Regions from separate parts of the Mus musculus genome. Here region 1 is linked to region 2. A link is a loop called in an ENCODE intact Hi-C map of the cell type or tissue named here. Cell type or tissue: left cerebral cortex. All regions are shown on one strand. Links, peaks and the distances in the headings refer to the core of each region. The heading gives the core; the rest is flanking DNA.

Region 1 (4,396 bases), core at 114-4,113, 56 kb before region 2:
CGTCCCATCCATCGTCAGCGTCCATTTTAATATAACCCAAACTCTATCCTTCATGTTTAGGGTTTGGCTGACTCTGAAATCCACAAGTAATTTTACCAAAATGACATCTCACACCTGCTTGTTAAAACAGGCTTTTAAAAGAGCCACCTCTTCCTCTTCGCCTCAGCAGGCAAAGCAATGAGAACCTTAAAACGATTTTGAGATCTGAATTTGGAATAACACATGACGATGTCTCTAAGCACATTCAAAATCAGCTCTGACTCTGAGCAGGTTTGGGGACATAAAAGTATATTCTAGATTTACCAGGTTGTGTTGCGCTCTGAATCTAGTCTGTATGCAAATCCTTGGAATGCTGAGAGAATGTAACACTCTTCTATATTCCAAACAAAATACATTACCCTCAAAATTTAAATATCTGTTCTTCAAATCTGAAGTCTGGGGGCACCGGACCGATTTCCTATCACTTTCTACAAATGTGTGTTGGCTTAAGTTAGGGACAGGATTTCTAATACTCTGCCATTTACATCTGCAGAAGGAAAATTGCTAACATAACTCTCCATCCTTGGGTAAAATCATTACCCACCTCCTCAAAATAAATTGTGTGTAAAACATTTATCTCTAGTATGTTTTCTTGATTCTGATTTAGTGGACTTATACAATGAAGTGACCACTGTACAAAAATCATTAAATCTAAATGAAAGGGAGGGCAAATTCTAAAGCATTATACAGTCAAACCTTAGTCTAAAAGCTACTTTTCTCAATAAACTTCTTTACAAGCTCGTGGTTTTTTGAAGCTGTCTTATTAGAGAAAAAAGATTAAACTATAAATCAAAATAGAAGACTCAAATAGTATTTGATGTCAAAAAATCGGAATTTATAAAAGGGTATTTCTTTTCTAGATAAGAATATTTTTAGCCTATAACGTATCACGAGCAGTGTTCTATCCAGGTTTTGTATAACTAAGCTAAGAACATTGTTTCGATGGAGGAGAACATATCCCAACAGATGTTTCTGATTTGAGAGAGGTTGTACAACTTAAGACTTCTCACCATAAGAACTCTGCAAACTCACTTCAGGGCACTTTTCTTAGTGTGGAATTTATTCTCATAGAGTCAAAGAACTCACCATAGTCAGGGTGAAAAATACACAAAACTGAGGTCAGAGCCCTTCTGGCTTTTTCTGGAGAATAACCTTTTCATTTCAACACAAACAATCAAGAGTTTCTTGAAATTTAGCTGCCTTAAGCACACAATCAACTGGGGGAAAAAAATCAAGTTATGGAGAAAATCAGCTAAGTATCCAAAGGCCTCTCTCTTTCTCAGTCCAGTAAAAGAAAATTGGAATCAAAAAAACTTACCCAAGAGTCTGTTTTAGGAAAAAAAAAAAAAGCTAGAGCTACAAAGGCAACTCTATGGCTAAATGTTTGCTGCTCTCACAAAGGACCAGGGTTCAACTCCCAGTACCTACACTATGGCTCATGGCTGAATAGAACACCAGTTCTAGGGGATCCAGTGCCCTCTTCTGGTCTCCGTGGCTACAAGGCATGCAAGTGGTGCACAGACATACACATAGGGAAAATACTATTACACAAAATAAAATAATTTTAAAAATTATTTTGAAAAATACCATTTTTAAAAAATATATATATTTTAGGTGCTTTTTGATGATGTTTGATGAAGTTAAAATTTATCTTGAGAAATTAATTATCAGATCTCTTAACAATTATTCAGCTTAAAACCAAAAGCTATTTTCTAAACTATTATCTAAAAAATGTTTCTGTATTTTTTTTCTTCTTGAATGACCTCACAAAGAGGAGCGTTGAGTCAACCCTCTTGTGCCCTTTTCAAGCTCTGAGAGGGAGGATTAACTAGTTAATTCAGCTAATATTATCTATAAATTATTGCACTAATTTATCTATAAACTATTGCTGAATAGAGGGCGTTTGGCTAGGGGGTGTTTTTGAGGGTTTTGTTATGTTACAAAGCTGATCTTAAACTCACTATGTAGCCCAGATGGCCTTAAACTCGTAGTGATTCTCCTGCCTCCGATTCACACATTTATATGACTATAGGTTTAGGTCTATAGTTAACATTTTTGTATTAAGTAAAATGATCCAATTTTTGTCAGACTTAACAGACAAAGGAGTATTCTTTCCAAGTCCTCATGAATATTCCTTGATGCTGGTGTTCAGTTTTACAGCGAGTCTGTCTCCTCTGTGTATGAGAGCTCTCATCTCACCCACCAGGCAGATGACACTGAGCCAAGAGCCAGTCTCCTTCCAGTATGATCCTAACACATCCTCTTCCAGTATGATTCTAACATGGCTTTGACAAGTTACATCGCATACATGGCCATAATTACATCGCATGAAGAATATTAACACTATTCAAAAATTCTTCAACATGTTTAAATAACTATGAGCAACTCAACGTTAGACTATGTCTCTTTAATTTTATGGAAATTTAAAACAAAAATAATGTTTCAATTCTTCCAGAATATAGGAAATTTTCAACGTGGAAAGAATGGAATCAAAGCATATGTTTTGGAAGGATAGTGTGTTAGCTAAGCATATTTCTTGTAACTGATTCTACTGGAAGCCTAGAGGGAGGAAGAGGGACGTGGGTGGAAATTATTTGGCAACCTTAGAAGCAGATACTTTAAAAGTAGTTGTATTTTCCTAATATGATAGATGGAAAAATAGTTAAATTTAGAAGGAATAGGAGAAAAACATTTGGGTGAGTTGTATTTTTTCCAACAGGAATATCAATTTCTCGCTCCCTACAAATTCAATGGAAAGAGCCAAGCTAAACTACAGGTCAGTGGAAGCAGCAGATCATCTGAGTCTAAGAAGAACTTAGAGACACAGCTCCTGAAACATGTAGTGTGGGCTGTAATTGAGCAAGTTCATGCTAGCCAACCTGCATGCTCTGTGTATGTATTTCCTCTAGGGGACCTAAACTCGGTTTTTGAAATATTTGAGAACACGGTGCCATTACTGGTGCTAGACATTTAGTAACATGAAGTTTTACCTCCAGGCTCTGAACAACTTTATCATTTATAGACAGACATCTTTGAGGAGAAATTTAAATCATAGCTTGCATGATAAGCAAATGAAAAGAATAGGTTAAAATCTCATTGAGGTTGAAAGAGCTGGGTGAATAAAGCTGTACATGGGTGCATATACTGCATATGTGACATGGGTGCATATACTACATGTGTGATTATGTTATTTATCACATGTCTCATATGTCTCAATTTGTGGTGGTGGTGGTGTTGTTTCGATTGACTGATTTGAAGAACAAATCAGAGTGGGGTAGACCCTTAACCACTTTTGAAAAACATTTTCAGAGATCCAGAAATCTGAGCAAATAGTTATCCTCCGACAAATATTCACATTTGGGGAAGTAATCGAGCCTCGGTGTTTGTATCAGTATGGTAGATGGATGCTGCTGCGACAGTCTCCTTATCACTATAAAATGAAAACATAATGAACTACATAGAAACACTGTGGGCAGGAGGTTATGAAAACAGTACCTTTTACCGCATTTCTAACCTTTAATGGAATTGCCTTTCCTTAGACACAGAGAACTGAGAAGTGAAATTACTCCCTAAAGCCTGAACCATGCACAGTAAATACTCACACTCTTCCAAATGAGTTTCTCCGTACATTCCTCTCTCCTAGGATAATGTTTCCCCTCTTTCTGCACTCCTAATTCCTCTCCACTGGGATAAGGGAGTAATTGTATTTAGCTCTGTGCAGTGCAGTGTGAAATAATCAGGTCATTGGTTTCTGTGGAGGCCTTAAATCTGCAGCCTACAATGGCTACTGTTTTGTTGCAAATTAACAGCAACATCTTCACAATCATGTAAGCAATTTATCTTGTTGTGGAGGAAGCCAGAGGTTTGCCTAGGAAGAAGAGTGTTTGGTGATGGAATGCTAAGTTATAAGAAATCAATAGGAACAAGTAAGCTTGGAAGGAGAACTGGCAGCGAGACTCAGAAGCAATACCAACAGGAGGTGTAGAAGGAAGGGACTGTTGTCATGTTATATGGCACAAAAAAAATGTAATTAAGATATGACCTGTAAAAACATGGCCTGAATCACAGTTAATGAAAGGTCAGCAATATAATAGGATAAGTCTCAGGCATCTCTTGCCTCTGACAGTTTGGATAGTTAAGAAGAAGCAAAAGCCTCAAGAGAGCTAATACCCATTCCTTATTAACATAGAGGAACTAAAGTTAGGTGTGGGCTATGGTGCAAGCATTGTACTCATAAGAGACATTCTAAGAGACCGAGAAGAGGACCATTACAGATGTGAGGCTAATCAGATCAAGACTTTCCCAGCAGCCTTAGAGCCCCACTTCTAGTGCTCATCTCAGAAGGCCAAGTGCCAAG
Region 2 (4,396 bases), core at 196-4,195:
TCAGATTACACCCTGCATCTTTTTGATTATTTATTACCCAAGATAGAGAAAGCTCCTGGTAAATCGATTATGGAGAAAGGGAGAATGACTCACGTCTAGGGCTCGGCCTCTGAAAGCGCTGTGCCCTTCTCTTTTGGCCTGTCTCTCCCACCCTGAAAAGTTTTGCTGTGTGCTGTAGGACCTTCAGTACAAAGAAACTTAGTGGAGCTCTGAATTGGCTTCGAGAAAGCAAGCTGCACTACATGGCCTTAACGGTCTGTCCTACAGCTCAAGTGGCTCAAGGGTAGGCTATCTCATGCTTTCCCTTCAGGACCATTCCTTGTTAACATCAGTCCATCACACGCTTAGCACATGAAAGGTGCCCTCATCTTGTTTCCCTGGAGCCCAGACATATAAAAGGGCCTCCTCCAAAAAGAAGGAGAAGTCAAAAAGTATGTTCTTTGCTATCCGTTTTGGCAGCCCTTGACTGTTCCCATTATGTTCAAAGCTGTTACCTTTTACTTGGTAGGATAAGGGTCATGAAGTCAGTTGGTAGTGAGACAATTTGTCTCAGTACCAGCTCAGTGCTAGTGCCTTGTAGCTCATCTTAATAAACTAGATAAACCAGGCTAGTCTGTACAAACTCCATAATCACATTTTATTAAACTTCCCAAAAATGATGGATGCCATGGTAACTTGCACAGAAAGAGCATCACTTTGGGAGGTTAAACCTTAAATTAAAACCTTTTTTCCCCTCTGTAGTTTAAAGAATTGGGTGTTCTTACTTATACATATTATTCCAGCACCCAGGAGGTTGAAGCAGGAAGATCACTGTGAGTCTGAGGCCAACCTTGTCTATAGAGTGAGACCTGTCTAAAATGAGAGAGAGAGAAAGGGGGAGAGAGAGGGAGAGAGAGAGGGAGAGAGAGAGGAGAGAGAGGGAGAGGGAGAGAGAGAGAGAGAGAGAGAGAGAGAGAGAGAGAGAGAGAGAGAGAGAGAAGTGTGTGTGTGGTGTGAGAACACAAATAAGTATTATAAACAAGACCATATTAAATCAGGCTAAGCAATGGAAAATGTTAAATAGGAAATTCTTGGTTTAACACTTTTATTATCAGAAGCTAAAATAGTGTTCACAGGATGAAAAAGGATTTGGACACAATTATTCCCATTACAAGGGTGGGGTCTGTTTCTACGAGTATTTCTTCTTGAAAATAGTTGAAAGGGTATTTCCTCCATGCAGTCTGAAGCCATTCCCTTAACTTTGCCTGGCTCCTCTGGCTGCCTGTGGAAGAGGCTGCGCTGACTGACTGCATTGCCACCACAACCTACTACCATGACTAGCGCTCCATGACTCCCCGCATGACAAAGGACTGCAGCTGTCAACAGACTCACATACTGTGCTGCCTCAGAGCCTGTCACTGTGACAGCTGCTCTGTGGTCAGGCGGAATTTCTGCCGCTCCTCTGGAAAGAGGTTAGCATCCCTAACACTGCGGCACCTCTCGCTGAGCTAATGACACTTCAATCAGCATGTTCCCCTCACTTTCTGCACTTTGCCATCTGAGCACAAGTCTCTAATTACTACGCCCAGGCAACAAGTTACACATCTACCCCACCATTTACACACTCACCATACACCATCGCCCCTCCAGTCTCATGCAAGAAGCGGAATCGGTGATTTTTAAATAACCAGATTGTTAAAATGGTAAGGATGAGCAAAAAATTAAACGCGAGTAGCTCCACTGCTCCCTGGTGTTGAAAATGATCTTCATCCTTCCCTGACGTAAACCGAAGCTGCCCAGCCATTCTCCACTCGACCGACTGTGATGCTCAGAGAAATCCCTGGACAAGGGATGAGCCCTTAGATGAGGGTTGCCTAGGATAGACTGGCGCCCACAGAATTTCAGAATAAACGCTGCTACTTTGTTGCTACTTCGCAAGCAATTCAGATGGCTTAGCATTCAGACCGGCTTCTCGTTACAACTTCCTGTTTCTCTCTTAAAGCAGCCCCGTCTCTTTTCAAACTCCAGAGGGTGGTTTCATCATAAAAGATTCTGTCTTTAAATGATTCACTCTGGAAAGAGATCTTCCACACTGGTCAAATCTGCCAGCAAGATGCTGATGTCCAGACTCGTGGCCCTCCTGTTTCCAGCATGATTTCTTAGTCTGTATGCAACTGGCAAATTGTACATTGATAGTAAGACAGTTCAACCCGGCACATCAATAGTTTTCAGATTCAAAAGGGCAAGTCCAGACCCTTAACTTCACCTACTCAGGTTTCTCCCCTCCCACCACAGCCTCCCAGGGGAGGATTGACAGGTATGATTTCACAGGACTATTTCTGAAGTTGAGAGGCACAGATCCAGTGCACGATTCTCTGACTTTTTATAATTGCCGGTCAACTAAAATAATCAAAAAGAAAAGTCTAGCCCCAGTCCTTTAACGGTGCTATTTAAATTTGTTGAAGAAAAAAAGGAAGAGAGATAGAGAAGGTGGAGGATGGAGGGAAGAAGGGAGGGAGGGAGAAAAGGGAGAGGGAGGTGTTTAAGACTGGTACCTCCAGTTCTTCTGCTTCCTAGGCAAACATCAAGATTTCCTTGTCTTTACCAATCAGTCACCATGCAGCCAGGTCTGCTGTGGAGACCCCCACATCTCACCACATGGTAAAATGGACGAGTGTTAATGTCTGGCTTCTATTCTGATAGAATTAGAATTCCATTTCTGTATTGTAAGGCACCCTGAAAAAAATATGACACTAAAGGCTTTGAGACAAACACATAATAATATTATGGTCTTACAGACCTGTAACTCTAGCGTTCAGGAAGCTGAGGCAAGAGGATCGCTGTGAATTCAAGGTCTCCCTGAGCTACATAGACACTGGAAGGTAACTACCCATCGGAAAGCTAATTTCCCACTCTGGGAGAGCATCAAGCACTCCAGTGCCTCAGCCTCTTTGCTTATGCAACTCCGAGCTGGAGTTGGTTTTCTCTGTGTGCTTGGCTCAGCAGGGGGCATCTGTGTGCACAGCAGATGTTTTTACCCATGGTCCCTTTTGGCACGCATCTCTGTGATGACTAATACTGGAGTTGTCTTGAAGCCTGTCAGCTATTGCTTGCAAGCATTTGCCAGCAGCCTCACCTTCCGTATTCAAAAACCCACAGGTGAGTCGTTAGATTTACAAGATAATGCAAATTCAAAAACGAGAGAACTTCCTGGTTTTGCTGCTTTTAAGGCAGACTTGCTCTTCGATTGTCTTACCACATCTCTTTCCCTCTTCCTGTGAAGAGACCCAGGAAGTGGGTGAGAAGGAGCAGGAGATTGTTTGCCTGACTCTACAAGCTTTTCAAAAGCTTTAAGCTTGCTGTTGAAATAAGGCAGTGTAGGAAGATGAAGGAATTGTGGGTAGAGAAAGGAAGGCCTCACCTGGAAGCCTGGCCCAAGCCTGCTGCCTGGAGCATGGAGAATGGCAGCACTGTCAACAGCAGTTGGCTAGGACGATTTGGAACAAAGACAGTATTTCTCGTCCATAGAGACGCTTCACTGGGAACATTAAAATGGAAAGCTGTTTTCTTGAGGCATAAGGACACATGGCCTCTCTACCTTTCCAGTTGTAAAAGCTAGGACTCTCAAAACATCATTTACAAGCAAAAGACTGGTTCTAACTCTCTGATTCAACTCTGTAACTAATTTTTTGTTTGTTTGTTTGTTTTTTCATATTATCAGTTTACAATCCCATCCAAGGCGTCTCTGGGAAGACCGTAAATTTTCATTTGTTAAAAGAAAGGAGAGGGCTGGCGAGATGGCTCGGTTGAGTAAAGGTACTTGCTGCCAAACCTGATGACTTGAGTTCGATTCCCTGGGTCCGTGGGTTCAGTGGAGAGAACGAACCCTTGCAAGCATTCTTCTGGTCCTTCTCATGATTCAATGAGTGCTGTCCTGAGGCCAGCTGTCAGTGTTGACGGTGTCTCCCTCAACAATCTGCACTGTGGCCTTGCTCCCATCCAGCTACCTTGCTTCCTTTGTGAATCTGTGTGAACCGTGTTTTCAGTTCTTTGGATAAGAAACCTAGTAACCAGAGCTGCCTGACCCCAGACACTAACCAACAGTAACAGTTCTGGGTCCTAGTAAAACTAGAACAACTAATTACAGGAATAGCCAAGGTTCCCAACATTACTAAGTGCTGTGCTGTCTATATTAAGGAGATAGATGCTGACAGATGGACGATTATCAACTGGAAATGACGGCACTGTGCTGGCACCTGATGACGATAACCCTTCAAGCCACAAGCTCACAGGAACCTGGTTTGGAACTCAAAACACAGCGGTTGTCTTAACTAGCTTTGGATTGTGATGATCAAAAACAACTTGGCGAGGAAAGTTTATTTGGCTCGTACATCCAGATCATAGTCTCTCATAAAAG

The links. Peaks named below come from ENCODE experiments on the same cell type or tissue, not always from the same donor. Only the 100,000 strongest peaks of a DNase experiment are listed, where the experiment ranks them.
Region 1: it touches region 2 in a loop (2.8-fold over the local background); 2 of 42 quality-filtered maps call a loop at or near these places.

The regions. Positions count from the first base shown.
Region 1 is chr9:94,723,162-94,727,557 of GRCm38, reverse strand. All of the region lies in intron 4 of Slc9a9 (solute carrier family 9 (sodium/hydrogen exchanger), member 9), which reads right to left. Among named protein-coding and RNA genes, the nearest start is that of Mir7656, 26 kb to the left of the region's middle. In left cerebral cortex, for the core only: no CTCF peak of the experiment used is centred there; DNase peaks (open chromatin) are centred at 2,240 and 2,596.
Region 2 is chr9:94,667,449-94,671,844 of GRCm38, reverse strand. Slc9a9 (solute carrier family 9 (sodium/hydrogen exchanger), member 9) reads right to left here and starts at 1,953. Exons shown (of 16, transcript NM_177909.5): 1 at 1,609-1,953. The coding sequence starts at 1,783. In left cerebral cortex, for the core only: CTCF peaks have their summits at 1,721 and 2,990; DNase peaks (open chromatin) are centred at 1,402, 1,921, 2,565 and 2,993; H3K4me3 peaks cover 2,615 bases; H3K27ac peaks cover 2,443 bases.